Regions from separate parts of the Mus musculus genome. Here region 1 is linked to region 2. The links are chromatin loops, found by intact Hi-C in ENCODE. Cell type or tissue: heart. All regions are shown on one strand. Links, peaks and the distances in the headings refer to the core of each region. The heading gives the core; the rest is flanking DNA.

Region 1 (16,179 bases), core at 3,081-11,080, 64 kb before region 2:
CTGTTTTTGTTTTAAATTCTTTCCCCGTGCTTTCTCTTCTCAGTGCCCAGCTGCACTCACTGGGAGTCCACGGTTCATAGGATTCAAGGTGACCTGTGCCGCTTTCTGTCCTTTAGTCTCCGCCTTTGTTAGGGTGTCAGTTGGTGAAAACTGATGAGAGGAGAAAGGGGTTCAGCTTCTAAGAGTCCCTCTTCTTGCTGTGATCTGACAGGGTGCCATAGGTACATGGCCTTGGACAGTTCCCACTGACCAGGGCCTGTCTGTCTGTCCCCAAAGCCCTCTCTACATGCCCTTTAATTTTAAAGGCAGAAAGTCAGACTTTGAGATAAAGGATTGTTGGTGAAGTGGGACTTTCCCCTCAAATATCTCTCTCTAATCAGGAGGCATCGAGGGCCTGAAGAGGTCAGAGATCTCCATCTACAGGGGTCACTCACCAGCTGTAGTAGCACACACCTGTAACCCCAGCACTCAGAGGCTGAGGCAGGAGGATAGAGAGGTTGAGGCTAGTTGGGCTTCATAGCAAGACCTATCACCAAAAACCAAGGAAGGAAGGAAGGAAGGAAGGAAGGAAGGAAGGAAGGAAGGAAGGAAGGAAGGAAAGAAGGAAGGAAGGAAGGAAGGAAGTAGAAGCAGCATCAGTCAATCTTGGAACTTTGGTTTTGTTTCTCATCAGTTTCTATATCAATTTGAACTTGATTTTCATTTTCTCCATTTACAGCAAGCATGTACCTACTTTCATTTCTCTACCTCCCAGAAATGGCAATATGACAATGGCTAATAGATAATGAATAATGGATAATAGAGCTAGTGGTGGCAGGTTGGGAGAGGGGACACCTTCAAACCCTTCTACATAAATAGCTTTTGTTTATTTGTGGGAAAGGGTCTCAGGCTGGCCTAGAACTCACTATTTGGCCAAGGGTGGATGGCCTTGAACTTCTGATCCTCTTGCCTTCACTTCTTAGGATCACAGCCATGCAGTACCATGCCAGTTTATGCAGTGCCGGGGATTGAACCCAGGACTCTGTGTGTGATGGGCAGGTACCCTACAAACTGAGCTACATCTCCAGACTTAATTATTCTGGGAATTTCCCAGAGTTCCATGGGAGGCAACTGAGGAGCAGGCCTGGGACTGCCTGTGAGTGCCCTTCACAGCAGCCCCCAGTCCAGAGTCTTTATCTCCTCCAGCGTGAACCTCAAGTGTTTGGCTCAGTGGAAAATTTTCAGCATTGACCACTGAGGCAAGCAGTTGCATCCCATGACTCGAATGAATGCTCAGAGAGAGGAAAAGGCCAAAGGCACTGTGGGACCAGATACCCCACAGTTCTGGGCCAGTGGCTGACCCAGTGGAGGTACTGTGTTCTGGTTCAGCATGGCTGTGTTTTCTCTTGTGTATACGTGATGGAACTGGAAACTGGTTTTAACTGCCTGGACTATTAATAAAGTGACAGTTCTTACCATTTCTCCCACTGTGCTTATATCACAGGGAACATGGACAAAACAAATCCACCGGCATTTCTCTCATTATGCATGCTTAGCAGACCTTGGAATGCCCTGGAGTAACACAGCTGCTTAGCCAACCTGGCAGGAACCCCTAACAAAACAGCTCTGAGTCCAGTAAGAGAACTTAGAAAACACAGTAAGAACTTTGGAGAGCCAATGTCAAGGTTGAGCTGTCCATCTGTGTCCTGGCGTTCTGGAAAATCTCTCTCTAAACCTCTGCTCCCTGGGCTTCTGAATGCTACCCCACCACAAGTACAGCTTGGGAACCAACACAGAACCAGAGCCCAGTAGCCTGGCTTAAAGTCCCTGCTCTCACTTCCCAAGGAAACCTGTGTACATCAGAAGCAGGAGTGGCAAAGGAGCCAGTGACCTTCATCTTCCCCTCTGATCAGGGACTGCCAGCCTAGTGATGACAACCCTTCAGCCCCAAACCTCCAGCCTAGTCACCCTGAGTTGAAAAGATGACGCTAAGCTCTTGGCCTACTGCAGCTAACACATCGTTTCCTGCCTCCGCTCTAGGAAATTCCCTCATGTTTCTGATCCCTTCCCTCCCAGTGGCTTACAATGGCAAAGACTACAGAATCTCTCCTTGTGCTCCGTGAGGAAGACTGTCTCCTCCTTGCTCTGAGTCCTCAGCCTCGCATGCTTCCTTTCCCCACAGTACCACGCACACACTCAACCTCCGACCACCCCCTCGTACCTGTTCCCTGCTCCACGTGATCCTCTCCGACAGCAAGTCAGCGTTGGTTCTTTCTTCTTCCAATTCAATCTCCAATTGGGACACCTTGTCCTGAGAAAGGAAACCACGAACCGTTACTTAAGTTAGACTGACCTGCGTTTCATGGACAGAAACCCCAAGAGCAAATGAGAGCTGAGTATTGTTAGAGCTTGGGAACATAAGGCATCTATCTCTTTTCCTCTCTCCTTCCCTTTCCTTCTTCCTAAAGGGTCTCACATACCCCAGAGTAGCCTCAAACCTGCTATGTAGTCCACGGTCACCTTGAACCTCTGATCTTCCTGCACTTCCCAAGTGCTGGAGTCACAAGATCGAGCCGGTGTCTTCAGTGTTTGAGATTGAACCCAGAGCTTCACGCTTGCTAGGCCAGTGCTCTACTAGCTGAGCGACACCCCCAGCCTTTATACGTATCATTTCTTATAGTGTCCAAAGCAGGTATTTTAAAAACATGTTTTGTTGCTTTTGTGGTATAACTGGGCATGCAGAAAATAAACTAAAGGAGAAAAGCGCTACCCTAAGCCCTGATGAACAAAACAAACCCACTAAGGATATGTTAGGACATGTCTTAAACCGGCCCCTACTAAAGTCAACATATAGGGTGGGAAGCCATCCTGGACATGTCTACAAATACCTCAGACTCAAGGGCTCACTCCTGTGAGCGCAGACACATGCTATTGACCTGCCTCCTCTCTACAGTGCCCATGAACTCAGCAGTGGACACCCGCAAGTCCACACTGGATTGCACAGGACAGTGGGGGCCAATTCTGGTAAATTCACCATCACAGAGTAGTGACAGCCTGTCCCTCTGGACTCTATTAAATGTCACTGGAAGTTTAGAGAGAAGCACTTCCAAGTAGTTTTATGAATGAGAAAGAGGTTCCTCCACTCAGAGTGCTGGGGGGACTTGAGCCTGGGTTTCTTCTGCCTCCAGTAGATTTTTCATAGGTCTGGGTAAACCTGGTCATGAAATGTGTATTTCTAAAACAATGTTTTCATTCTGTTTTATGTTATGTATGCAAGTGTTTTGTCTGCATGCATGTCTGTGCACCACATGTGTGCAGTGCCTATGGAAGCCAGAAGAGGGCGGCAGATTTCCTTGGACTGGAGTTACAGGTATGCCACCCTATGGATCTCTGGAAGAGCAGCAGCTCATTCCTAACCACTGAGCCATCTCTCTCGCCCTGACAGATGCTTTTTAAAACCAAGACCTGTGTGTAAGTATAAACTACGAATTGCCAGAATTGACTGACAACCATGGGTAGCTTTGTAAACAACAGAAACGAAGCTCTTTGTGTGACTGATGAACTGTCTGTGAACGAACGGCTATATCAAGTGGTGAGCAAAGCCTCCCGGGAGGACCACTGAGATGGCTGACCAGGTAAATATACTTATTGTGAAGACGGAGGCTAGAGTTCAGACTCCAGGACCCATGTGAAAATGGAGAGCTGACTCTACAAAGTGTCTTCCATCCTCCACACACATGCACATATACACAGTAAGAGGGCTGGAGAGATGGCTCAGAGGTTAAGAGCACTGTTCTTCCAGAGGTCCCCAGTTCAAACCACCTATAGTGAGACCTGGTGCCCTCTTCTGGCCTGCAGACATACACGCAGGCAGAATGCTATATACATAATAAATCTAAACAAACAACAAAAAAACTAAAGAAACCCAAAAGCTCTCCCTTAGGAGTAGAAAGTCCCAGAAACTACTCAGGGCATGGCCAGCTGCTGTTTGAAGTTGCCCATCCATGCAGAATACTCAGAAATTGCAAAATATCTACAGAACTTCAACCACCTGCAGCTGAATTTACAGAAACTGTTCCTGTGGGGAGCGCCTGAGACCTGAGCATTAGCTACGTCTCAGTGAAGGAATGGAAAAGGCACAAGTCGTACGGCCCTGCCACCTCTGAGAGCAACACCTCTCAGATGCCTTCCATGATGGCAGGAGCCCCGAGGCCAGAACTGAAGAACAAAAGTGCAGAAACACCGCCTGCAGTGGTGTTTGGCTGCACCACTACTTCAAGACCTTCAGTGACCCAAAGGAAATAACTTGTTAGTCTGAATATTCTGGCCTCAAAGGAGATAATCTGACAACTCAATCTGATTTCAGCTCAAATCACTTATCTTTTTTTTTTTTTATTTTTATTTTATTATATGTGAGTACACTGTAGCTGTCTTCAGATGCACCAGAAGAGGGCGTCAGATCTCATTACAGGTGGTTGTGAGCCACCATGTGGTTGCTGGGATTTGAACTCTGGACCTTAGGAAGAGCAGTCGGTGTTCTTAACCACTGAGCCATTTCTCCAGCCCCAAATCACTTATCTTTAAAGATCCATTTCTTTCTTTTTAGTCATCTGGGTGAGGGAATGTGCGTGTGAGTGCAGGTGTCAGCAGAGGCCAGAAGAGGGCGCTCATTGGATCTCCTGGAGTTGGAGTTGCAGGAAACTCTGAACTGGCCACGGGGTAGAACTGAACTTGGGTCCTCTGTAAGAGTATTGTGTGCTCTTAACTGCTGAGCCCCAAATCACTTAGGCTCTTTTTCCTGCTCCCAATCCATACTGTCCAGACAATATCTGAGGTCTAAGCCAGGGCCTATCATACCAAGGGTCTTTGTTTGCTACTTGATTGGTTTCCACTTGACGTTTGTGTGTGTGTGTGTGTGTGTGCGCGCGCGCGCGCGCACGCACGCGCGTGCGCATACCTGGTGTCTTCCTCACTCACTCTCTGTCTAGGAACGACCTGGCCAGCCCCAGGGACCCTCCTATCTCTGCCTCTCTGGCACTGTGATTACAGATGCCCACTGGCATGATCTCTGTTTTGCATGTGCACTAGGGGTCTGAACAGAGGTCCTCAGGCTTATACGGCATATATTTTACAATGAGCCATCTCCGTAGCTCATCCAGTTGCCTTTGACCAGGTTGTTTAGGCCCTAGAATGATCCATTTCTAGTTAACTAGGTTGACCTTAGCTTATCCAAAAATGACTCCCTAAAGAGATCAGGAGTAAGATACTAAAAAAATATGGCAACCCCATAAACAAAGCAATAAAACTGCCATCAGTTTTCTCTGGTCTGAGAGAGGCCTATCTCATAAAATCTCCACCAGTTCAAACTTCACTCCTAGATACAAACTGCAAAGCACCCTGGAGGTTTTAAAAGCTATTTCTGCTTATATACAAAGCTGAATGAGGAATTCATTGATTTTTGAGTTTAAGCCTTCTTTGCTGGCCTTGAGCACCAGGCCCGTCTTTTATCAAACTCAGTCTCTCTGTTACTCTCTGAATTCCACTGGAGAGCAGAACACATGTGTGTTTCTGGTTTAGGGTCATTCCACTCTCACAAATTATTCCTCTTTAGCAATTCAGGTTTTCCTGTCATCTCAGAAGTCCTGGTATTTCTTTGTGTGGGTTTCTCTCAAGTGTTGAGTATTAGGCTTGTAAATACTCACCCCCAGCTGGTAACTGCTTTGGGCAGTTGCAGACAGACTATCTTGGGACTGGGAAATGGCAATGAATTGGACCACAGTTTGCTGATAACTCTGGCAATGATACATACACACTCAGGAAGATGGGCCAGGAATGAGACTGGACTCTGTGGTTTGGTCAGTGGTCCCCGATGTGCAGGGTGGTTTGGGGTCTACGGCACAGTGTGGAACCTGACTGGACAGTTGGCAGTCTTGGAGCCTTTGTAGGGGAACCATTACTTAAGGGACACAACACCATCAGCTAATTTCTTTGGGGAATAACTTATATCCTCTTCAAAGCAATGAAGCCATTAGGCTAAATCACAGATCAATTCCTTCCTGCGTAACTCTCTACAACATGATAAGCTGCCCCCCACTCCAAAGAAAGGGTCTTGATTACATCAAGCTAGAAAGAGTGAAAGCCCAAGGCTTCCTATATCCCCCTGGTGGCCCAGACGTGTTCTCCTCAGCCTGGCTCCAGTCCGGGTACCCACAGCCTGGCTCCCGCCCCCTAGGTGCCCTCAGCCTGGCTCCAGCCCGGGTACCCACAGCCTGGCTCCCAACCCCTAGGTGCCCACAGCCTGGCTCCCGCCCCCTAGGTGCCCTCAGCCTGGCTCCAGCCCGGGTACCCACACACCTCCATCTGCTTGATGAGTCGGCTGCGGTCATCCTTGAGGTGGCTCTTGGCCTCCAGCTCATACTCCAGGTCCTTCAGCGACTGCTCCAGAAGCTGCCGTTTTGTGAGCGCCTCCTCCTCAGCTCGCTGGTAGTCCTGCAACTCTTCCTCCTTGAGGCGTAACTAGAAGGAGAGCGTGTGTGAAGGTCCCTTGGGCAGTGGGAATGGCAAGGAATTGAAATGATATTGGATAGCTCTGGCAATGATAGAGAACACATGCCTGCATACAGGTTTGCATACCATGTGCATGTCTTGCTCAAGGAGGCCAGAAAACAGAGCGCACAGGCCCATCCCAAAGCAAAGAGGGGCAAACCCCACCTCTCTCTAGACTTCAATTTCCCATGTTATAAAAAGAGTGGTTTTCCTTTGTAAGAAGTACACTGTTGGGTTATAAAGTCAATTGATTAGGTGTGGACTAGTATTTTAACTACATAGAACACACACAATAAAGTATGAACAAGCACTGTGGTGTTTTTGTATTATATATTAACATATTTGGATGGATGGACGTGTCATTAGGTGGGCTGTGGTCAAAGCCACTTGACAGTCACTTAAGTAGCTAAGCGTTCTTGTATCAGCACTGTCTTAAGAGAGGTTTAACGTTTTAAAATAAAAACTAAATTAATGATCTCTAAGCAACTGCAGGCACAAAATCCAAGAACAAAATCATACTCATTTGGTAACAACCATTGCTGTGTAGAAAAAAATGGTCACCCATAACGACAGTGCTCTTTTCATCCACAAGGTGGCGCTCATATAATAGTTTTGAAGAATGTACAACAACAGTTTGAGTCTCAGGAGCCAGGCCATGACACTAGCAAGGGAAATGCCAAAATCAACCTGGCTTGCTGATTCAATGAGGCTCAACCCTAGCTCTTTGGTTGCCAATGTCAAACCCTCCTGGAGTAGACACAGAGCTAACAACGGAACACCACAGAGGTTTATTCCTTGCGGGAGTCCACAGAAAAGCCGGGGAAGCTCTGAAGGATCAGGCTAGCATAAGAAGACCCCAGTCCAGCACTGCATTCTGACGGAGATGAAGATGCTCGTTTCCAGTACAATGGGGAGCCCCAGCCACTTCTAGCACAGTCCCACTTGGGAGAAAATGACTTCTAGACACAGGCCCTGGTCTGGTTTGGGCATCAATGGTGAGTGAAACAGAGAGAGCACAGGGCAGTCATCCACAGAGAGCACAAAATGGGGTGCTCTCTGGACCTGATACACCACTCACTGCAGAGAAACACTACGTTTCTCTGAGTGTCAATGTCCCCATTGCAACATAGGGAAAATGTTAAAATGTACTTTATCTGAGAATTAGATGCTACCCAAAATTAGTGATCACAAAGAATGCTAATCAAATAAACAATTTCCTTCTTGGCATCCTCTGAAACACCATGCACACCTCTCCTAATACCTACCATACTGCTACCACCACCACCACCACCACCAACTCCTCCTCCTCCTCCTCCTCTTCCTCTTCCTCTTTCTCTTCCTTTACCCCCTGCCACCACCTCCACTTAGCAGGGGCTGGGGATCCATCTCCTAACACCTTTAAGTGCCCTCCCAAGAGCACTCAGTAACTCAGAGAGAACAGTTAGCACGCCTGATCACCCCCAGTTCCAAAGCCCAAAATGCAGGGCTGGAGAGAAACTGATCAGTGGTTAAAACCATGAGTTTGGCTCCTGGTACCCACACGGCAGCTCACAACCATCAGTGACTCCAGTTCCAGGAGATCCGATGCCTCCCTCCTCCTGGCATCTCTAGGTACCAGGCTCACATGTGGTGCAAGAATATACATGTAGGAAAAATAATTATATTCATAAAATAAATCCTTAAAAAAAAGACAAAACTTTGGAGCATTTGACTCCGAATCCAAAGCTAAAACATTCTGCATTGTGGATTTTGAGATTGGAAATGGCAAACAAGTAAAAATCTCCACAAATAACTTCAAGATCTCTGAGATCAGAAATACTCCTAGCACCAAGCATTTGAGGTAAGGAATGTTCCCCACAGAGTGTCCAAGAGTAACTTGCTCTCAGATAATAATAAGCAAGACAGAAAGCCCTAAAGGGGACACCTGTCTTACCCCATCCCAGGGGTATCACAGAAGAGACAGAAAAAATGGATGAGACAGGGAAGGGGTGCCATGCTTTGGAGCACTGTCACAGCAAGGCGCAGTCGTTGCACTAAGCAGCTGGGACGAGACTGAGCGACCAACCTTCCATCACAGAGCTGGAGGAGCTCACACGGCCCCGCCCCTCCCTGAGGATTTAAAAGTCAGCTAATTGTTGTTCATGGAGAGAACAACAGCTTTTCTTCAGTGGTGTAGCTGCTGTTGAGTTGTCCAGGCTCCTAAGAGCAACCTTAACGTGACAGGGACCAACACCAACGGGAAAGTGGGAGGGCCAGATGGGCAAAGGGGATCAGCAGGAGTGAGGAGACCAGAGAGGGTGCTGAGGTGAACAGGATCAAGAGACAGGAGATCCACATGTGAGATGTCGTAACGAGACCCACTACCGTATAAATGAATCAACCTGCTAATAAATTAGCAGATAATTTGTTAATACGATAATAAATTGTCGTATAAATTATTTTATCTACTAATAAAAATGCCAGTAAGCAAATACCTTTTTAACCTGTCAGTACCACCTTTAAGTTGTTAGCAGGATTAAGTAAATGAACTAAAGACGAACTCTAAGCCTTACCTCCTAAAGGTCAAAGGCCACCCTCACCTGACCCGGGTGTCTCACACCACAGGCAGAATGGTAGCGTCTGGCCCTACCGCATCTGCTTCCTTATCTGTGAAGAGGATCTTCATGCTTCCTTCTCCACTGAAGTGTCCAGCCTCAAAATGTTTATACAAATAGCCATGTGGATCCCTGTTTAGGGTCACAGTGACACAGTGGCCTTTTGAAGTTAAAACAGACCAGGTATTTGATGTGTTCTGGCAAATGTCTGAGCCCTTCCATCCGTCTGCTCTAAAAATGAAAAGAATATTCTTTTCACAGCAAAGAGAGCGGTGATGTCAGCGTGCCAGAGTCTGTTTTCTTGGAACCCTGTATCACATAACCCTGGGGCATAGGGGATGCGTTATCAGGGCTCTCTCAGAACTGTTCTGGAAATCTGTAATAAATACCCATTGTTCTTTGATGGGTTCAGCACTGACTCAGGGGAAAACCTTCCTTTGATCATCAAAGAAATTAAAAGTTTGGTTCTTTTTTGTTTTCCTTAAAACTTGTTTTCCTGCGGAATCTGTGGGCTCTTCGCACTGGAGGCTGGGGTGGGGTGTGGAGTTAAGAAAGAAAGAGCACTGCAGTGTGTATCGATGTCCAGAACCTAGGTGCCTCCACTATACCATTGCATTATCGTGTTTAGCATTAAGCTACTAATGGTTTGCAGAAGGCGATGCTGAGACTGCTGAGACCGCTTGCTTGCCGTCAGTTGGCACAGGCTAGACTCACAGCCAGGAGTGAGGGTGCACGCCTATGATCCTAGCACTTGGGAGCATGGGGCAGAACTGACACGGGAGACAACAGACAGACAGACAGACAGACAGACAGACAGACAGAAATGGGTAGTCATGGAGCTTCCCAGCCTCCAACACCCAACGTCCCCATTAACTTTTCTCTTCCTAGCTCAAGAATGCAATCACTGCATTTCTTTTCTCTATTATTCTTAAGTATAAAGCCAAGAGTGTGTCTTAGGGCAGCCAAGCAGGCTCAGCAGGTAAGGTGCTTGCCGCGCCAGCCTGACAATCTCAGCTTGAGCCCCAAACCCTCGGAAAGGGAAGAGAAACCAACTCCACAGAGTTATCCCCTGAGCTCCACGCATTCACTTACATCTTCACATACACACATCACACGCCCGCAATGATAAATAATAAAAAAACAAAAATAATACGTTTTAATTATGTCAGTATTCGTAAACTCCTGAGACTGAACCAAGGCTAGACCCCACAAAGCCACATGCCCAGTCCTTAGTTTATTTTACAATGGCTATCGGATTCTTATCTAACCCAATAGAAGTCAAGAGACCATTGTCAGGACTGCAGAGATGGCTCTTGACTTGAGAGCCTTTGCTTCTCAATCGTGAGGGCCAGAGTTTGGATCCCAGCCCCTACATCAGGGAGCCCACAAACACCTGCAACTCCTCTTCCAAAAAATCAACAACCTCTTTTGTTCTCCGTGGGCACCAGCACATACGTGGATGCAAACAGACACACTCATGTGGAAACATGCATACACACATAACCAACCAAACAAAATGGCTGTTAAAATAACCTAGTCATCTTAAAAAGAAAAAGTTGTTAAAAAAAAAAAAACCTCATCACTTCCTGCCATCTTGTTCTAGGGATGATAGAAGGCACGGAGGCGAATGACATGTTTGGACACAGATCGACACAATGTCATTGCTCATAAAAGGTGATTCAACTTTTCAAGCAGAAAACTTTGGACCGAACCAGAACGTGGCCCAGTTAAAGCTGTTCCTGTTTCGCTTGTGTGTCAGTGGGAGTTTTGCCTCTTAGGATGCTACCTACATATAATCACTAGAGAACAGAGACAAAACAAGCCCCAAAGCTTCCTTAAGCATTCCCCTGTCCCAGCCCCCTCAACAGAAGCCTTGCAAAGCAAGCTGGAGGACTGACTCTCAGAAGAGATAAAGGAGAGGATTTCCCGGCAGGTAGGCGTTACCTCATCCTGCATCTTCGAGGCTGCCAGTCTGGCCTTTTCCACTTCCAGGCATTTCTCCTTCAGTTGTGTCTGCATTTCCGCAAGCTCCCGGCGGTTCTTCTCCTTATACTCGCCCAGCTGCTTCTGCAGCTCCAAAGAGGATGTGCGGGAGGCCTCAGCAATGTCGGCCATCTAGAGGAAGCGGCGTGGTATGAGGGGACCCTGCCATGCTCCATCTGGAGTCCATTCCGACATGGAAAGCATCTCCAATCATCCCTGCCAAGCACCAGGTCTGGGCTGTGGGGTCTGGCTTAACCCTGCCTTGGGGACAGCATGGAAGAGTGACTAGGGGCTGGGTACACAGCCCTGAGATCGGAACTTTGCTCTTCCCTAACCGGTGCATGGTTGAGCTGTAGCCTTAGCCACTGAGGACCTTGGCCCTGCCCTTTTAGAAACAATGAATCCCATCCACCTTCCAGAGGGGTTGCCAGAGTTAAGACAAAACCCAGAGAGAACTCTAGTTAGAGCTGAAGAAGTCACTAGCAAAATGCCTGGCCCAGGGGAGGTATCAGAAAATGGCAGCCTCCGGTGTGCACTTCTAGAAGGTAGGGAGCCCGGCAGCATCAGTGTGTGCCTTTCCCTGAGAGTGTGAGCTGAGGGGCAGAAGTGTCAGAGTTTAGGAACTGCCTTTGGAACTCCTGAATGTCAGAGAGACGTGACTATGCAGACTCTGCCCAGAGGCCTCAACTCAAGCTTAAGGACCATTGGTTAAGCGTGTGTCTACACCAGGCCAGCTCTGTTTATTGTTAGCAAGTGACCAGGTGCCCAGGGCCCTGAGGGGTTTGGTGTTGATGTTTTTAGCTAAGTTTCTTGCATCTGGAGTTTTCGCTGAGTCCAGGGAATGGCTGCAGGGTCTCGGCACCATCCAAGTGCATCTGTGCTTGGGGGATGATGGGTTTCCTGAGCCTTTGCAGGAGGAAGCGCTGGGCTCTCCCGGGCCCACCTGCCTTTGCTCAGCTGCCTGCCCTCTCACCTCCTTCTGCAGCTTCTCGATGGTCTTGTCCAGGTGCCACCGCTCGCTCTCCATCTCGTTCTTCAGCTTTCGCAGCTGCTCCTTCTGCTCCGCCTCGTCCCGGAGTTTCTCCAGGAGTTCCTTCTGCTCCTGGGAGACCTGGCTCAGCTCTCTCTGCGGATGGAAAAACTCAGCAGTGTCACTCACCGACCTGGTCACCCTCTGCCACAGGTGGCCAGGGGAACTTCATACCACAAAGACAATGAAACGCATCACCTCTAGGCAAAGGGGAAGGAATCAAGGGATCAGGGACTGAAAAGGCAAACTGACGTAGCCAACGCCAACGGCCTCCATAAGAGCAGAGGGGGAGGGGGAGTACACGGAGCAGCCACATGGCTGGTGGGGTTTAGGCTAGACTCCTCAATCTGAATGTCTATCCTTAAAACAGGACAGCGATCTCGCAGACCAACCGAAACCAACTGGGCAAGCGCCCTAGCAGCTGAGCTCAATCTCCAGCCTAGTACAGGGACTTTATTTATTTATTTTTAATTCATTTATTTATATATTTATTTTTCTTGAGACAGAGTTTCTCTGTGTAGCTCTGGCTGTCTTGGAAATCACTCTGTAGACCAAGCTGGCTTCAAACTCAGAGATCTGCCTGCCTCTGCCTCCCAAGTGCCAGGATTAAATGCATGTACCGCTGCCACCACCCGGCACAGGAACTCTTAATGCCTGTCTCGTCTTGTGTCCTTGCAAGAGGCTGCATAGAAAAATGGTTGACATTTGGACACAGTGCTTAACGGTTTATAATCTGCTGTCACGTGCGGTTACCCATGCATCTTGAAGCTACCCCTAAGTGGTCCCAGGCTCCCCTGGGTTTGCAGAGGATACTCTAGGTGTGTTTGCCAAGTGTACAGCAAGGGAGTGAAAATCTGGGGTTGTCTCCTGGTTCCTGGACTTGGACAGCAGGAGGGCAGGGTGTGCTTCAGCAGCCAACGTTGCCAGGCTGCTGAAGTTCGCCCCTACAGGGAACCAAGACCAACAAAAGCTGTCAGGGAAAAGAGAGCAAAGAAAAATATTCAGGTGTGGGAGTTGGAATAGGTATGGCCCCCATAGACTCATGTGTTTGAATGCTTGGCCCTTAGGGAGTGGCACTATCAGGAGGTGTGGCCTTGTTGGAGGTAGTGTGTCACTGTGGGGGCAGGCTTTGGAATCTCCTATGCTTAAGCTATGCCCAGTGTAGCATACAATCCCCTTCTGCACCACGTCTGCCTGCACGCTGCCAAGCTTCCCACCATGGTGATAATGGACTGAACTCTGAAACTGCAAGCCAGCCCAATGAAATGTTTGTCTTTGTAAGACTGGCCTTGGTCCTGGTGTCTCTTCACAGCAAGAGACCCCTAAGATATGCCAGTGTGAGGGCCATCAGCCCACTACAGCTATAGCTGGCCATGCAGCAAGAGTGAGTGAGACCCTGAGGTTTCTGTTTGGAATTTACTTTCTAGAGTTGGGGAGGAAAAGAAAGAAGAGGAGTTGTTAAAATCAGTGAGGTTGATTCCAACATGTGGGAAAAACTCTAAGGATCTAGATATCAAAAATGTGGCTACTCCTCCCCCCATCCCCTGAAACCCTCCACCACCCATACTAGTGCTGGCAGTGGTGGTGCATGCCTTTAATCCCAGCACTCGGGAGGCTCAGGAGGCAGAGCTCAGTGAGTTTCAGTCTGGCCTGGTTGACAAAGCTAGTTCCAGGACAGCCAAGGCTACATGAGAAAAACCCTGTCTCAAACCAAACCAAACCAAAACACAACACAACACAACACAACACAACACAACACAACACAACAGGTGGGAAGCAATAGAAGAAGATATCCCTGTTAACCTCTGGCTTCCACAGATGCCTGTGTGGTCCTATACACACAAGCCAATTCTTCATCTTCGCCAATGGTGGTGGTGGTGTGACCCTGGGACAGCATGGGCACGTGCACACACATGTGCGCATGCACACACACACATACACATATACAAACACACATACACAAACACACACACAAACAACACATTTCTACACCCATCCACACCCACCTTTCAAAGGTCCCAAGCTTGCTTGATTTTGGATGAATTTGGGCCATGTCTTTGTAGCAGTGACTTTTTAGAAAAATTTTCTCTCAATCCACCCCCATGTCCCGTGTGTGTGTGTGTGTGTGTGTGTGTGTGTGTGTGTGTAGAACACATTTCTTAGATAGCTGAGGAGACAGAACATTTTTCTAGGTGGCATTTCTAAGGGACATTTTAAGATTATCTGAGATAATGCTCAAATTCAAGTTTATGGATTCCCATCTGTTCCAAACACTGTGACTCCACGTGAAAAGGCTAGGATATGCATTCTATGTTTAGGGATATCCTACTGCTGTTTGCTGAATCTGATATAAGAGGTATCATATAGCTATTAATTTTTAAAATATTTTTTTTCCTTAAAAGAAGGCTTTTAGAGCTGGAGAGTCGGCTTAGCAGTTAAGAACACTGACTGTTCTTCCAGAGGTCCTGAGTTCAATTCCCAGCAACCACATGGTGACTCATGACCATCTGTAAAGGGATCAGATGCCCTCTTCTGTGTTTGAAGACAGTGACAGTGTAGCATATTCACAAATATTAAAAGAGAGAGAGAGACGCTCTTGGTGCTTATCCCCTCCTCCCCCGAGGCATCTGTGTGCTGAGACAGCAGACAGGGAAAGCCCCGTCACTTCTGAGGCTGCTCTGTAGTTACTATGCTCTCACGGCTCTGAGAACCTTCCTCCTGTCTCCTTCATCCCTGGGAGCTTAGTGAACCTTGGGTTTTGATCTTAGTCATGTAGTCAAAGGCTCTGCATCCACTAACAGGTAATGATCCCCAAGCTCAAGGCCACCATTGTAGATCCACCTACTCTGGCTCTCAGAATCACCTATCTGGTGATTCCCCACCCTCCACCCCACCCTGCACACGCAAATTTTATTCCACTATTAGGGTTTGTATTGTTAGCATCATCTCTGAGGCTTCCAAGTGCCTCACTCAACATTGCTCCCAGAGGGAGCTGCAGAGGGGACCCAGGGACCTGGCTCAGTGGGTACAGTACCTGCTGTACAGGCATGAGGATCTGAGCTCAGATCCCTAGCACCCAAGGAAAAGCCAGGTGTTGTGATGTCTGAGTGTGACTCCTGCTCAGCACTACAGGAGAGAACTTAGGAAAACCAGCCTTGTGCACTTAGAACTCTGAACCATGGCTCCAAGTTTGACTCACTTCCTGTTTGCTGTCCCCCACCAGACCCTGCAAACCAGTGGGTTCCCCACCATAAACCTCAACAGCCTCCTGGAGCCAGCCCTTTGCCTGTCACCTTCCCCAAAACTCACCCCGAGGATATTTGGGCAGCATTTTAAAAACCTGAGAGAGGAGGACAGAAAGAAGGGACACTGAGGCCACTGTGCAAAGGTCAACTTACAGATCTAACGCTGGCTTTGACTACAGTGGACTTCGAATAATCTTCCTGACATCCAAATGGGAAAATCTCGTTTTCTACGAACCTCCTGGTTTTGAAGACAGATAGCTATCTGGTCTCAAGGAAATGACTTCTTCCTGCCTCTTTCCATAGCCGTTTTTGAAGGAGTGACATCATGGTATGGAATGTGTTTGCCCAAGGGAGAAGGGAAATTGGCTTCTGCAGAGAGGCCACTCCATGCCACCTGAGAGACAAGTCCTGCTAGCCTTCGTACACAGTTTGTATTTTATCTCTGCAAAACTGCCGAGAATTTTCCCACCAAGGGTTTCTCTCAGCCTTGGCACAGTGACATTTAGACCAGAAAAGTTCATGGTTGTAGGGCTGGCCTGTGCTTTCTACGATGCTCAGAGTAGACCTGCAGTATCTTCCCACTGTGACAATTTAAACCTCTCTGGAGATTACCAACTGTCCCCTACCTCTGAGTCACCAGTCTAGATGGGCCATCTGAAACTCAGGGTGGCTATGCAGGTGAAAGGCACTCCCTGAAAGGACAGGCCCCATGACCATGTCTACCTACATGACTGAGGAAGGGAAAGCTGGGGCTTACCCGAGCTTGCTCCAGCTCCTTCTCCAGCGCCCTTCTGGCACATGT
Region 2 (16,179 bases), core at 3,958-11,957:
AAAGGCAGAGAATAAGCAGCTGTCCTAGCTCCATTTGGGACATCTGTGACAACTCCTTGATTCCTAAGGCTCAGGGAATGTTTGAGGGTGCGAGAGGGTCCAAGTGTATGAAGGAGAACTGCTGTGAGATAGCGCCTTTTAAACATGACAGGGACACTGCATCCGAGAGCCTTCAGCAACAAGGTCATCTGCACAGGAGCACACCAGGCTATATCCCAGTGTGGAGGTGGAGAATCTAACAAGGCCCCATTCCTGGATGGAAAGCTATCAATAGTTATAGTTACTGAGCAGGGAGAGCCTGTTTTCTCCAGAGACAGCCTCCTCCTAAAAGATTTTCCAGGTCTAAGGGGTCAGCCCTAAACACTTGTACACAGGGAACACTAACTGGACTCAGTATGTAGTGTGTATATATAACAACACATATGTAACATATATTACAATATACAGTTACATATGCTATAGATAATATATAATTATAATAACAACATTATATAACAATAATAAGTATAGAATGAGAAGTCTTGAATTCAAGAGGGGATGGTCAGGGAAACTCAGGACAAGCTGAAGAGGGGAGAGAGGAGTGGAAATTATGTCCCAGCACACACCCAAAGAAGCAGCTGGCGGCCAGAGCAGACAGCACACACTGAAACCTGTCACATTCCACATCAGCCCCAACTGTCACCATCACTATATTAACAGCTCCGTTCATTGGTGCTTCCTGTTTGGCCTCAGAAGCGCTTGAGTTTGTCACTTCCCAACTCGCCACAAAGAAAAGGTCTAGATAAAAACACCCCCGTGCTTAAGATGCCAACCTAAGAGAACGTCCAAAACAGCAGGGCATGATGGGAACCCAAGGTTCAGTCGAAACCCAAAGTTGTGAGTGACTCCTAGGTGTGTATCTGTGAGTAGGAGAACGGGATGGGGACAGGGACACAGAGGGAGCATGGGCAGTTCACAGGTGAGAGGATACTGGGGAGGCCGAGGGAGTGGGAGGGAGGGAGGCAGTCATTCCTCACGGGCAGAGAAATGAGGAGGTTAACAATGGTTTCCCCAGGGCACTTCTGTTGCCTGCCATGTAAACAATCTTGAATTTCAGTCTGGGATGGTGGTGTGCCAGGCAAATACCAACTGGAAATTACTGTTTTATTTTGTGTGTATGAATGTTGTCTTCAAGTATCTATGTGCACGGAGCACACACTAGATGCCTGTGGGGGTCACAGGTGGCACTGGGTTTCCTGGAGATGGAGTTACAGATGATTGTGGGCCATAGATATGTGTGCGGGGAATTAAACTCAGATCCTGTAAAAGAACAAGTATTCTAAGCTGCAGACTCATCTCTCCTCCTAATTACTCCTGAATTAGTGGTTTTTAAACAAGTACTCTATGAGCAGAAAAGTCACAATTCAATACCCTGGGTATTGAATCAACTCCATACAACAAAGACGTGTTCTCTCACCTGCCGCCTTTCCCTTCCCCGCTTACACATCTATGCCAGCAGACCCAGAAGCTTCCAACTAAAGAGTTTCCATTCTACACATGGTACAAGTTTGATTTGTCTTCTGGTCCAACAACTACAAACACTGCTCTCTAGTACCCCCAAATGGGTCTCCCAGCATATTCCACATTAAACTTGTGTATTGCTGCAGGCCCTAAGGGTGATAAAGCAATGGTGTGCTCCAAAGGCTAATCACTTGAGCCTATAGCTGTTAAAGTAAGAGAATGTGAAGATCGATAGCAGGGATACTGGGCTGTTGCCGAGATACAAAGATACAGAAACAAAACAAAACAACAACAACAACAAAAAAAACCCAGACATTTGCCTTCAAGGGACAACTAAGTCAGTTCTACCTGTCCCCTTCAAATTAAAATCAAATCACAAGGGCAGGAGGGCAAACCAACAAGAGGCCCTTTTAAGTATCTCTGAGTTATACTAACCCAAAGCAGGCAGTTTCCCAGACTTCCCTGTTGTAATAACAAGCAAACTTATCTTTCACTTCTTGTCATTAGTAATTATCATGACATCATTGAGAATCAGTGAACCACCACGGGGCTTAGCAGGGTTGGGGTGAGGAACTGCCACCGTCATCCCTGCAGACCGAACGGTATGAAGAGTCCTCTCCCCAGAACTTTGACCCTTTGTTTCAGGCACTAAAAAATGTACACTCTGTAGTTCTCTATCCCTAAAGACAGCATAGTACTTTTTCAAAGCATTTCCCCTTCAACGGCCAACGTGCACTCTGCACCAAAAGACTTCCACACAATTTACAACCCATTCGTAAGAGCCAAGAATTCAATTAAAGGGAAAACTTATCTTGGAAGAGTTGGGGCAATTTGGCCAATTAGCCCTCTTCCAACTCCGCTGAGAAAAGGACATGAATTATCTAACGGAACACTGAGCAAAACCCAGAGGAAGCAGCTGAGATGGGACAAAGGGTTCCAGAACTCCAGGTCCTATCCGCCATTCTGCGCAGGAGCACAGTCACACAGTGTGTTAGGGCTTGGGGCTTGAGGACAGCTTTCTACTCCACAAAGCCTGCAGAAGCTGAGTCCATTCAACGCCTTAAAACCTCACCTTAAAAAGCATTTAGTCTTTATTGACGCTTGAGCTGATAGACTCAAAAAGTACAGGAGCTCAGTCATCAACGTGTCCCTTGTCAACGAGCTCATCGCCATGGTGTGACAAAGCCTAGGGGAGTTGGCCTGGGAGAGTGGGCATAACCTCTCATCTGGCTGCATCTTGGCACCCTCTGTGGGTAGTGGGCTCACCTTGGTTGCCTCCTCCACACTCTCCCTGAGGGCCTGCAGCTCAGCATCGTACTGTTCCTTCAGCTTATCCATCTCCTGGTCATGGCTGGAAACCTCCTCCTTCAAGGCGCCCTTCAAGGCAGTCAGCTCCCGCTCCCGCTTCCTCAAGAGATCTTCCTGTTCCTCTTTGGCAATGAGCAGATCTTGAAGGTCCTGCTTGGCTTGCAGGAGCTCCTGGGGGGACAGGGAGGACAATTGCAGAGCTGAAGGACAGGTATCTTGCCAGTAGCCAGCATTGCCCCTCCAGATTGACCACCAGGTGTATGGCCACCTACCCTGTCCTGTCCACGCTCTCCTTCCCAGACCACACAGATCTGGGGACAGTTTACAATTCTCAGAGCCACCATTACCTTGCAGCTTAAGTCTCAGTTTCTTTCTGTTTTCTTAATGATTGCCTTTTATTGTATGTGCCTTCGTGTTTTGTCTGAATGTATGTCTGTGTGATAGTATAAGATTCAGTTTCCTTGGAACTGGAGTTATAGACAGTTGTGAACCGCCGTGTGGGTACTGGGAATTGATCCCAGGTCCTTTGGAAGAGCAGCCAGTGTTCTTAACTACTGAGTCATCTCTCCAGCCCCTGTGTCTTAGCTTCTTTGAGAGTTAGCATGACTGAGTTCACTGTCATTGCTTCGGGAGAATTTTGTTTCTTGTTTTGATAGGTTCTCATGTAGCCTAGGCTGGCCTCAGATTTGCTCCATAGCTAAGGTGACCCTGACATGGGGCCCCTGCTTCCTCCATCTTCCGATTGCTGGATTACAGTCATGCACCACCACAACTGGCTGATGTGGTGCTGGGGGTTAAGCCCCAGGCCTTGCACATGCTAGACAAGGAGTCTACCCAATGAGAATCCCCAGCCTGACGTATGTGACTTTGTAACTCATTTCGCATCTGTCCCACAGCTCAGTATCCCTGCTATAGCCCTTATGCAGGACTGTTGCCCTAGGGCTGAGCTTGGTCACTGCCTCATCTGCTGCCCATTCTCAGGTTGCTGCACGTGGTCCGAGCCTATCCCTGCTCCTAGTGCTCAGGACAGCTTTTCCTATCTTCCTTGCCTGGGTAGAGCACAGCTTTCACATGTTTCCCTCTCTCATTCTCAAGAGCTCCCAAAGAGACACAAAACTGAAGCCAAAAGGTTCAGCTTCAAACCACATTCTTCAAGCCCAGGGATGTTCTGCCAGAGGCTCCGCCTTCTTTTGTCCTGGATGCCCCAGACTCTGGCACCTCAGCCCCTCACTGGGCACCAAGCCTCCCCTCCACCTGAAGCACCCCACTGAAGAGCTGTCCACTGCCCCACGTTTTCAGCCCTGGTTCCTTGCCATTTCCTCAACTCTTGCCTACCTGGCACCTTCATCACCAAACTTCTCAAAGTGTGATTGTTTACCATTTCACGCAACTCCTTAATCACCTGCTTTGTGGCTTTTGTGGCTCCCCTACCAAGACAAGGTCACAGAGGGTCCTCCCTTCCTTCTGCCAGCTTGCCTGCTTTCTCAGTTAACTTTCTTGGTCATACAATTCAGAGCCCCCAGCCCATGAAACAGTGCTGCCCACATCCACGGTAGAGCTCCCCACCTTAATTAAAAAACAAGCAAAGCTTAATCTCCCCCCCACACACACACACACACATGCCCACGGGATTGGACATGATTCCTCAATTGAGACTTTTCCCAGGTCATTCCAAGTTTGTCACATTGACAACCATCACACCTCCTCATCTCCCTGGTCCTTCCCTAGTACCATGCTCTGGACTCCTGTTGGAGCCTCCCCCTGTATCCTTAAGAGTCCCCTCTCTCTGGAAAGCACAGGACAGCACACTCCTTCCCGGCAGCCACTTTCTCCCTAGGATCATGTCTGGCTTCTCTCTCAAGATATCCCTAAGAGTGCAGTTTTGTTTGCTTTCCTTTCCTTTAGCAAGCTCCTTGACTTTTCCCCCCAATAGTTGTTGTTGCTGCTGCTGCTACTGTTGTTGCTGTTGTTTTAAATTGCCTCTCTCTTTTCCCTGCACCACCTCTCTGATAATCAGCCAGCCATGAGCTTCACCTGGTCCACACAAACCTCGGAATAAGATTATAGTTTAGGAGAATCTAGCAGGAGCCTCCCTCCGTCTCTGCTTCCTCCCCTTGACCACCAGTTTGTGGAGCACCCGAGTGCAGGAGCAGGGCAGTGACTGTGAGTTCTCTCACCCTGTTCTTCACAGGCATCAAGTCAGTTCTGCAACATCTAGACCCTTCCTCTCCTCTGTGCAGTTTAGCCCCTCATCCCCTTTGCTGGAGCACCCACCTATTGGCACAGCCAGCCTCACAGAGGCAGGCTCTGAGCTGCCACCTCCTCTCCTCCCAGCCCCAGTCCCTCTGCCTTTTGGAAACTCTTTGAAGAAGCAATGTGGCTCCTCTGAGAAGTCTTCCCACAATCCCCTTCTAGAACAGTCCTCCACCCTTCCTCTGACACAGTTTGCACTCTTTGTTTTTGTTTTTTTGTTTTGTTTTGTTTTGTTTTGTTTTTTTGAGACAGGGTTTCTCTGTATAGCCCTGGCTGTCCTGGAACTCACTTTGTAGACCAGGCTGTCCTTGAACTCAGAAATCCACCTGCCTCTGCCTCCCAAGTGCTGGGATTAAAGGTGTGCACCACCATGCCTGGCTTAGTTTGCACTCTTAACCCCACAACCTGTGTATTGTGCATTGTCTTTTGTGGTTGTTTAGTTTATTTATTTCAGACAAAGTTTCATGTATCCCAGGCTGGCCTCAAAACCTTGAACATCATCCGATCCTCCTGACTCAGCCTCCTGGGTACTGGAATTAAAGGCATGTGCCAGCACACCCGTTTTATACAGTGGCGGGGATTGAAGCCCGGGTTTATTGCCTGTTAAGCAAGCACTCTACCAAATGAGCTACATGCCCAGCCTGTGCTCATCTCTCTTAAATCCGTAGTGAGAGAGAGAAGCTTCCGGGAAGATAGAGATCTGCTATTTGACAGTTGTGGCTGGATCAAGAGCGACCAGCAGCACTGTCTGTTCCTGGTGTGAATGAGTCACCCTGTCCCAAACAGCTGGAGTCTCAAGAGGCCAGGATTCTTTCTCTCACTTCTCCCTTCCCTACCTTCTGACTAAAAACATACCCTGTTTCTTCTCCTGAGCTCCTGGGGACTCAGAGCAGTAGCTGCCACTGAGCCCCCAAGATCTCTGAGAGGACAGGCTACTTGCCATTCGGAGAGGTATATCACTGTGAAGGGAGGAGAAATCGTCGTCGTATCAATTTTTTAAATTAATTGTATCACTGTCTTTGTGTGAGATGCATGAGATGTGTATCAGTGTATGTGTATGTGAGTGATGTATGTGTGATATATATGTATGATTTACATGTGATGTGTGTGATGTATGTGTGATATATATGTGTGATATACATGTGATGTGTGATATATATGTATGTATATGTCTGGATGTGTGTAATATACGTGTGATGTATGTGTGAGTGTATGTGATATACATGTGTTTGTGTGAATATGTTTGTGTGCGTGTGGTATGTCAGAGAGGTACTGTGGCCATGCTACAGAGGGCAGTTTGTAGAATCGCCCTCTCCTTCCATCTTTAAATTCATTCCATGACCTAAGGTTGCCAGGCTTACCAGGCAAGCACCCTTACCCACTGAGCCAGATCTTTGACCCTAAGGTATTTTTCTGGTTTGCATATAAAGGAATGAGTTTTCATTTAAAAACAACTGGGAGGCGAAGTCTCCTTTACTCCGGAGCAGTGGTTCTCAGTCTTCCTAATGCTGTGACCCTTATTTCTCATGATGTGGTGAAGTAAAATTATTTCATTGCTACTTCATAGCTGGAAGCTTGCTGTAATCAGTCGCAATGTAATTATCTGGTATGCAGGATATCTGATCTGTGACCCCCTGTGAAAGGGTTGAGACCTGCTGCTTTTGGATAAGCGGGTTGGGAGACCAGAGCACAGACCGAGCTCTAGCCCTGCCAGCAGGCAAGGATGAGCTTTGATGCAACCTAGAGACCCATCCCTAAGACCTGAGAATTCCTCATCCTAACACTGAATGAGGGGCCACCTGGCTATCCCTACCTATCTCTCTTTGAAAAGCGGAACTCGCCCATCACTGTTGCCACTGGCGATCTCTCTAAGACTTGATGGCGCCTACAGCCAGCAACTTCAGAGTCACCCCTTCCTGCTTTTACTCTCACACGTTTTTCAGTTGTTCTTAGATAGAGCAGTTCCTCTTCCACCCTTATCTCGGGCGGGGCGTATCTATGTTTGTGCTGCCGCCAAGGCCTGTTGAAGACCAAGAATTTGCAGTCCATTCTACACAGACTGGGTGTTATCTGCGGTTGTCACTTAAGTGGACCATGCTGCACGGATCCAATCAGATTACACCTTGCCATATCACACAGTAGTTTCCAGCAGGAAGACCAATAGGCACATACAGTTTCCAAAACTTCACTTCAATGCATGAAATCTTAATTATATCAAATAAAGAGGAAAGTGGTAACTAGGAGAAACTTAAACTATAAACAAGCATCCAGTAGAGAGAAATGTACCTCTCTAGAGACTACAGTCAAGGAAATCAAGGGGAAATCTGGCTACTTAGAATCACTAATTTCTAAACCTTCATGCAGTCAAGAGGGGCCATGTGACAAGGAACCAGCCATTTCACACCTACCGTGGGGCCTGTGAGATGGCTTAGCAGGTAAAGGTGCTAGCTTCCGAGTCCGGGCAGAGTCTGACCCTCAGCACTCAGTGCTAGAAGCAGAGAACTGACTCCCTCCCACAAGCTGTCCTCTAACCTCCACACCACAGGCAAAGACAAGGGCATGCCCATACCCACATCCATAAAAATAAAGAAACGCAATTTAAATAAACAAAACAAAACAAAAAATTTAGTGTATATGGAGGGCAAGTAAGGGAAGATCTAAAAAAGCTGGCACTTGATTGCATGAGAATAATATTATTTCTAAAAATAATAATAATTTTAAAAAAGACTATTCAAAGAGATCAAGATCAAAAGGTAGAAAGCCAGGAGCTCTGAGATGCTAACACTCATCCTCTGACATCACACATCTGGGGATGGGGAGCCGGCTCAGGGCGCTAGTTCAATCCCCAGAATAATGTACTTGCTTTAAAAAAGAAGAAAAAGAGCCGGGCATGGTGGCACATACCTTTAATCCTAGCACTTGGGAGGCAGAGGCAGGTGGATTTCTGAGTTCCAGGCCAACCTGGTCTACAAAGTGAGTTCCAGGACAGCCAGGGCTACAGAGAAACCCTGTCTTGAAAAACCACAAAAGAAGAAGAAGACGAAGATGAAGATGAAGAAGGAGGAGGAGGAGGAGGAGGAAAGAGGAAAGAAGGAAAGAAGGAAGAAGGAAAGAAGGAAGAAGGAAGAAAGACGAAGACGAAGACGAAGACGAAGAAGAAGAAGAAGTCAGGCTGAGTGGCAGGCGTATTCAATCCCAGCTTCAGAGATAGAGATAGGTAACCTAGTTGGCCTGCTTGGCAACTTTTGAGATTTGTCTCAGATATCAAGGTAGGGCTGACATTTGAGAAATGAGGTTTTCCTCTTGAACCCACATGTATACTCACACACACACAGACACACAGGCACACACAGACACACACACACACACACACACGCATGCACGCACATTCATTCAATCTGTTTCTCTGTCTCTCATATCTTCCTGCCTCTCTCTCTCTCTTGCTCGCTTGCTCGATCGATCGATCGCTCTCGCTGTATGGCTGCCTGTCTATCTGTCTCAATCATGCCCAGGTCACACAGCTGATAAACATTAGAGCAGAGGGCGTGGCCTGGACAGGACCTAGTGCCTTCTTTTCCCCATGGAGTGACCACAGACCTGACCACAAACCACCCAGAAAGCTGAACACTGACACTGTGTGTGGCCTAAGTGTTAGATGCAAGCAGTACAACAGAGTGCTGTCTGCTGGAAAAGGCTGGAAAGGTGCACTGCGGGTAAGGGACTCTGGGGGATTTCATCTCTTGAAACTAAAGCAAAGAAACTCAGCCACGACCTAAAACCGCAGGAAGGAAGAAGCTGGAGACAAAGGAAGTGCATCCTGTAGGAAGCTGCTATCTGCTGTAGCAGTGATCCTAACAGCAGGCTGCTGAGAGACGAGCACTGGGATGTCCCCCCACCCCCAGCTGCAAGCCCTGACCACAGAGAACTGCATCCCACATCCACCGCAGTCCTGTGAGCCAAAATGAAAAAAACTACGCCTGGCCCATGCCCATTGCTGGGGTAGAAGAAGGTTTTGTATTGTAGGAGTCTAACAGAATTCGGTCATTTTTTTTTTTCTGGTTCTGACAAGTTCTGTGGGTCATGACCCCTTTGAACAATCTTTTTACAGGGGTCACATATCAAACATCCTGTATCCTATATTTACATTACAATTCATAACAGTAGCAAATTACAGTTATGAAGTAGCAATGAAAATAATCTTATAATGGGGGGGTGGTCACTACAACATGAGGAGCGGTATTAAAGGTCACGGCTTTAGGAAGGTGGAGAGCCACTGCTTTAACCAATGGCCTAGAAAGTGCAAGGTGGCTGGAGAGAGCCACGGCATTGCTCAGCCACTTGTATTAGAATCCAGGTAATGTTAGACGAATCACAGTGTATGTTTATTTTAGGAGTGCCCAGGCTCCAACTCTCTCCAAGGTTTTGGAGCTGAGCATTTCAGAGACGCTGAAGGCCCGGAAGGCCAGGAGCAAGACACAGCAGCCTCTATGGGACAGGGCCACCTCTCAGCTCTGCAGACTCATCAATGACATCTGTCCACCAGAAAACCCCCTGGACAGGTGTTGCATGTTAGACTTGAGGCCACTTGAATGGACAGAAAAAGGGCCAAACACTAGTTCTAAGATTGTTTTTGTATTCCAGCTAAGAAATGGGTCTCATGGGCCAATGGGCCGGCTCAGCAAGTGGAGGTGCTTGCCGCCAAGTTTGGTGGTCTGAGTTCAATCCCTGAGACTCACAAGGTGGAAGGAGAGAACCAACTTCTAAAAGTTATCTTTTGACCCCCACACATGAGCACTTGTACATGTACACACACACACACACACACACACACACACACACACACATGCACACACAATTTTAAAAGTCCTTTTAATTAAAAGCCAGCCAGCCCACATAGTTCCTGGGAGCCGAGGATGTAGTTCATTTGGCAGAACTCTTGCCTTTTGTGCATGAGACGCTGGCTTCTAGTCTCAGTCTCACGTTTTTAAAAAATGAAAATAAATAAACAAAAACAAATACAGGCAGAGTGGTGCACCCCTACAATCTTCAAATGTAGAAGGTAGGGGCAGGAAGATCAGGGGTTCAAGGCCAACCTTGGCTATGTAATGAGTTAGGAAATTTGAGTCCAGGTTGAACTACAGGAAAGAGACCCTGACTTAAAAAAAAAAGAAAGAAAGAAAGAAAGAAAGAAAGAAAGAAAGAAAGAAAGAAAGAAAGAAAAACTTTACAGTCCTAGGAATTCTACAAACAATAGATCTAGTTATATTTTAAATATTTTATTGTGTGTGTGTGTGTGTGTGTGTGTGTCCTATTCATCAGCTCTTAGCCTAACAAAACAGCATCTCTACTATGCTTTCCTTTAAACTGTTTGAAGTTTTTTTGGTTTTTTTGATTTTTTGGTTTGTTTTTTTGTTTTTTGTTTGTTTTGTTTTGTTGTTGTTTTGGAGACAAAGTCTCACTGTGTAGCTCTGACTATTCTGGAAATTCACTCTGTAGGGCAGGCTACCCTCTAACTCATAAAAGTCTACCTGCCTCTATCTCCCAAGTGTGTGCCTCTATCTCAAAGGCACACATCACTATGTCCGACTATTTCCTGCTGCCCTCCCCTCCTCCACCAATGTTATTTTACAGATTCCATGTAGAAGCCTGCCTGATACTATTTAAGAAAAAGTGATGAATTTCTGGGCTGGGGTGAAGCCAGTGGCACAGCATGTGCCTATCGCGCACAGGGACTTGGCTCCAGCCTCCAGTGCCATAGCAAGAAAGGAGAGAGGTTCCATGAAACCTCTGGGCTGCCACACAGGCTCACCAAGCATCCAGGCCTCAACAGTTTTCAGTCAGTTCTCACTGTGGATTCCATACTCATTGTGCTTAAGGGTCTGTTCTCAGTCAAAAGCCATGGAAAACTTGGCCCCACATCTAATCTGTTATCACATTTCTCCAGTCTACTTCTTATTAAGATACAAAGAATAAATTGAAAGTGACTAGGATATGGGATCTTCTTTATGGAAACTGTAGACCGTATTTTAAAAGTCGCTGAAAAGTCAGAGGAGAACAATAAGGCAAACACGCAAGACACAGATACTAACAACTTCTCCACCTCCCTCCTGCAGACAGCACAGGTCTTGTCAGGAGTGTGACAGACAGCTAGGAACCCAACTACAGGACAACGTTTAAGTCGAGATGTGCTCTGTTCCCATTCCAGCTGTGGCCTGAGCACACATCACCAAAGCCAGAGTCCCTGTCCTCAATCCCGACCAAAACAAATGGGCCTACAAAGCCATCATTAAATCAAGCTCAGCATCGTCAGAGGGGGTGTGCATAGGAGTTAAAGACGTGGGCTCGGAGTGAGGCTCAGCTGCTAGAGGGCTTGTCTAGCATGCATTGAAGCCAGGGGCTCAGTCCTCAACACAGCATAAAGTGGGGGTGGCGGTACCCGCCCGCAATCCCTGCACTTGAGAGGTGGAGGCAAGAAGATCAGAAACCAAGGTCATCCTCAGGTACCCAGTGAGTTTAAGGCCACATGAGACCCTAGCTCAAAGTAACACCCAAGTACAGTAGCATGCAGTTCATCTAAGAGTTCCTTCATTTTAGAAAACTATGGAAACACTTGAAAGTAATCATGAAAACTCTTCTTTTGCTTTGTCATTCAGAAGCATGCTGCAAATGAAATTCAGGAAGCAAGGATGATAGTCAGTACTTGGCTGTGCTGAAGGGAGACAGGCAAAAGACGAGCAAGATGGAGTGGAGGAAGAGAACGGAGGTGGCTGGAGCCAGGGCATGTCAGCACAGGGCACAGGAGCGTCTGTCCTCTGTCCTCTGGGCTCTGAGGTGAAGTGCCACCAAAATGCATAAGTTCTCCACTGACATCATCGCTGGGAATTTATCCTTAGGGAAAACTGTTTCAGGGAGGGGCTGATGTACCCCAGGCTGGCCCTGAACTCACTAAGTCAACTGTTAAATAGATTCAGAGATAACAAAGGTTGGGTATTCAGACTCCATTCCCTTACTACAGAAGCCATACACACATTAGTTACCATAATGGTATTGGAACTACGGGAGTAAGTTTGGTAGATTCTAAAAAGAGTCAAATATAATCTTATCTGTAATTTACTTCAAAGATGAATAGGTGAGCAGAACAATTAATTTGAAACATTGACAACTCCTTGGTCTGTTTTGAGAACTGATGAGTGCTAATGTACTGTTCTCTATGTGTGAGTATATGCTATGAGTGTGAGCATGTGAGTGTGTGTCTATGAGAGCATCTGTTAGTGTGTAAGAGAGTGTGAGTGTATGTGTGAGCATGTATGTGAGAACATCTATGAGTGTGGAAGAGTGTGCATTTATGTGTGTGAGAACATCTATGAGTATGGAAGGCTGTTTATATGTGTGTGAGTGATAAGTGAGTGTGGACATGAGTGTGTATACCTGTGGGGTGGGAAGGGTGTAGCCAGAAGTCACCTCTGACCTCATTCCTCAGGGTCACCTTGTTTTCTGACACAGGGCCTCTGGGCTAGGAGCTCACAGAATAGGCTAGGCTGGCCGGCCAGCACAGCTCAGAGATCTGTCCATCTCTTCTACCCACACTAGCATTAACTGTCCAGTTAAGGTGTTACATAGTTTCTGGGGGTTGATCTCAGGTCCTCGTGGTTGCCCAGCCAACCCTTTAGCGATAGTCAACTCCTCAGCCTTTAATATATCACTCTTCCTACTTTTCCGTGCGGTTGCAAGTTTCCCTAAGACAGTGATGGCCTCACAGAATCTAAATGTAGAAACCAGTGGATCGAATGCACACAAGAGAAGATGGCTTACAGCATCCAGCCCATGAAATCCCACCCTTCAAAGCAGGTAGAGTGACACCTGGCCCACAGTTCCCTTACCTCAATCAGGGCTCCCTTCTCCCTGTCCTCGGATCGCTTGGTGCTGTCTAGCTCATCATGCATTTCCGACAGCTGGTCCTGCAGGTCTCTGATCTCAGTCTGGTGCTGTTCACGCTCCATCTTCACTTGGAACAGCCTGGCAGGGGACAACAGGAGGTCTGTCAGAGAGGCTCCTGGGATCCTCAGCCTTCACCTAGTCTAACCACAGGCTTTCAGGCTATCACATGGTCACCTGTAGCCCCAAGAAGCTTCCTTAGGACTACAGTCTAAGTCGGCCAAGATGTCAGATAAGAACTCAAAACAAACAAAATGGGACAGACTTGCGGGGACATTTTCTACTAGAAAGAGACCATGACGTACTAGAATCAGGACACAGAAAATGAAGAAATGTCAAAACCCATGGAGAACCATCCAGTACTATAAAGCAGGAGAACCATCAAGTTCATGGTCAATGTGGTCAACTTGATTAAACCGAGGAGCACCTAGGAGATTAGAAAGCACATCTCTTGGGTGTGTTTGCAAAGCTGTTTCCAGAAAGGAAACCAGACCTCGATTTTAGAGTTCTTGCCACTGAGTTTCACAGGATAATATGGCAGAGCCTTGGAGCAACTTACCCTCTCCACAGGCTGAGCATAAGTGTGAGGATGTCTCACAGAGACCAGCCCGTTCTGGAGAAAGTGCTCACACTGGGAGAGACTGTAAGCCCTATAGGCTAGCTCATTTTGGAGGCTAGGCCTAGGCTTCTGGAAACCTTAGTTCTTAGTTATCATACTCAAGGTTCCCAGTAGAAACCTCAGTCACCACAGATCACCTCTCAGAGCCCACGCTTCTTACTCGCCTGCCTGCCGGAAGATCCCCTGTTGGGGCTGAAGCTTTATAAGGCACACTCGAGGTACACAACGGGATTTAGTCATTAACCTCCCTGCTTATACAGCCAGCTGCACAATTTTGTAAGAGGGAAAAAAGGAAAAAGAGGTGAGTGGTGTTGACACTCAGAAGGCTGGGAGGTGTGACAAGGACAGAAGGTTCTAGCAACACGTGACTTGAGAAGGCAGGAAGGGGCAGGGCTCCAGCCGGACACTCACTCTTCCAAGCTCTTCCTCAGCTCGCCTTCACTTTCCTCCAGCCGTCTCTGCAGGGTGGCCGTCTCCTCCACTTGGCTCTGGTGCCGGACTCGCAGCTCTTCTAAATCCTCTCTCATTCTTTCTCGCTCCTCCTTGATGTTCTGTTGGTTCTAACAGGAGTCAGAGTGATTTTAAAATATCTCTGTTGTCTATCGGTACTGAAACACCACCACCCACATCTCCATGGTCTGTCTGTCTGTCTGTCTGTCTGTCTGTCTGTGGCAGGGTCTCTCATAGCCCAGGCTTACAGCAAACTGGCTAGGTAGTCAAGGTTGATCTTGAACTCTTGATCGTTTTGCCTTCACCTCGAAAGTGCTGGGAGTTCAGGGGCGCACTACCAGACCTGGGTTATGAGGCGCGGGGGCTGGAAACCAGGGTTTTATGTGTGCCAAGCAAGGACTTTACCCAATGAGATGCATCCCCAGCGCAGAAGCCCACTTGTGAGCACTAATGGGATCCATACCCTTGTTCCTTCATTATTAAACAACTTAATCAAACCATGGAGTTAAGGTTTAGTAGTTCCAGAAAGAATATGAAATATTCATACTTAGTGAATTGAACAGTTTTAAAATAAAAACAAAACACAGCTAGCTAGACCTCGTTTTGCTGTTTCCGTCACTTAAGTTTAAATGCTTTATGTAAGAACAGTACAAGTTTCCTATCAGACTGCCTGTCTCTAACAGGATTTCACTTGCTCAAAGCAAACAGTGTCCGTATGCGCTGTTGCTTTAAAAAATTCTTGGGCCAGCAGCCACCAGATCCAAAGGAATGTGCTCTGGGATGAGAGGAATGCTTCTTTCAGCGGGTGAAAATGACTTTCACCTCACCTGGACACCTCAATGTGTTTAAAAAACAAAAAACCAAAAACAAACAAAACAACAACAACAAAACAAAAAACAAACCTTTAGCTACCAAGGCAGAAATGGGAAAAAATATAAAAGCCAGCTACCTTCATCTCCAGTTGCAGTTGCTGCTGTAGTTCAGACACTTCTAGGATCAATTTGTTCTTCTGATCCAATAGACTGTTGCCTTCAGAGGGAGAATTCGGAGCCTACAATTAATTGCAAAGATATCCTCGGTTACATGCGTGAGATGCTTTTCTTTAGTTCTCCTCCCCCACGATAACACGGGGGTAGAATGCGTGAGACAGCCCTGACCGTCCTAAGACTCCATCAGGCTTCTCAGAACCCTCCCCAAAGTTGACTGTGATGCCCCCTCAGAGCTGATTTTAACCCTTTCACCGCAGTCCAAGGGACTATTTCACAGATTTCCAGCATGACTCACACTTGGGGAAGGGGTAGATTTACTGGACATCTTTCAGACATGTTATGAACTATTAAGGTACTAAATGTAGAACATGCGTCTTCCTGCTTGTGTGTGCTTGTGAAAACCCAAGGACAACCTTAGCTGTGGTTTCTGAAGCACCTTTTAAAAACAAACAAACAAACAAACAAACAAACCATAGTCTCTCACTGGCCTGGGGCTAGCTAAATAGGTTAGGGTGAGCCTTGGTGTCTTTCTGTCTCTGCCTTCCCAGTGATGGGATTTGAGAGAGAGAAAAAAAAATCCAGGTGGAAGAAAGCTTCCAATGTCGACCTCTGACCTCTGCATGTATGTGCACACACATGAACAAGTACACACACATACACACACCCACACACACACGCACACACTCTCTCTCTCTCTCCAATATAATATACACCACCAAGAGCAAATCCCAGGGTGAACTGCGGGATTTAAATAATAATCATGTGTGCTAATATCTACCCATGCTTACAAGTGTACCAGAGGATCACAACAGGGCAAGGGAAATTCCTGTCCTTTCTACTCAGTCCACTTCGAGGTTAAAATACACCAAGTTTACAAGGCTGGGGATGTAACCCAGCAGTACATATAATTGCCTAGCATACCTGAGGCCCCGTGCTCAATCCCCATTGCCACAAAATAAAACCAACCAACGAGAATAATTTATTACTTTAATTCAAGAGGAAAACGAGTCCAATCAAAAGGATTGTGCAACTCACATTGAGTTAAGAAGCATCAAAGAAATTAGACATTATAAGCAAAAGATCAATCTTGGGATAAGGGTATTAGAGAAGTAAGAACACCACAGA

The links. Hi-C counts contacts between places; a loop is a spot of excess contacts. Peaks named below come from ENCODE experiments on the same cell type or tissue, not always from the same donor. Only the 100,000 strongest peaks of a DNase experiment are listed, where the experiment ranks them.
Region 1: a loop joins it to region 2, with 2.7 times the contacts of the local background. A loop is called at or near these places in 3 of 42 quality-filtered maps.

Annotation. Positions count from the first base shown.
Region 1 is chr9:71,639,159-71,655,337 of GRCm38, forward strand. Cgnl1 (cingulin-like 1) reads right to left here. Exons shown (of 19, transcript NM_026599.5): 10 at 16,135-16,179; 11 at 12,076-12,228; 12 at 11,064-11,234; 13 at 6,334-6,495; 14 at 2,201-2,290. Among named protein-coding and RNA genes, the nearest start is that of Myzap, 55 kb to the left of the region's middle. In heart, for the core only: CTCF peaks have their summits at 3,312 (motif pointing right), 4,639 (motif pointing right) and 7,106 (motif pointing right); a DNase peak (open chromatin) is centred at 7,233; H3K27ac peaks cover 338 bases.
Region 2 is chr9:71,702,382-71,718,560 of GRCm38, forward strand. Cgnl1 (cingulin-like 1) reads right to left here. Exons shown (of 19, transcript NM_026599.5): 5 at 15,015-15,116; 6 at 14,027-14,175; 7 at 12,942-13,077; 8 at 2,767-2,979. Among named protein-coding and RNA genes, the nearest start is that of Gm51713, 55 kb to the right of the region's middle. In heart, for the core only: no CTCF peak of the experiment used is centred there; a DNase peak (open chromatin) is centred at 7,050; H3K4me3 peaks cover 366 bases; H3K27ac peaks cover 4,367 bases.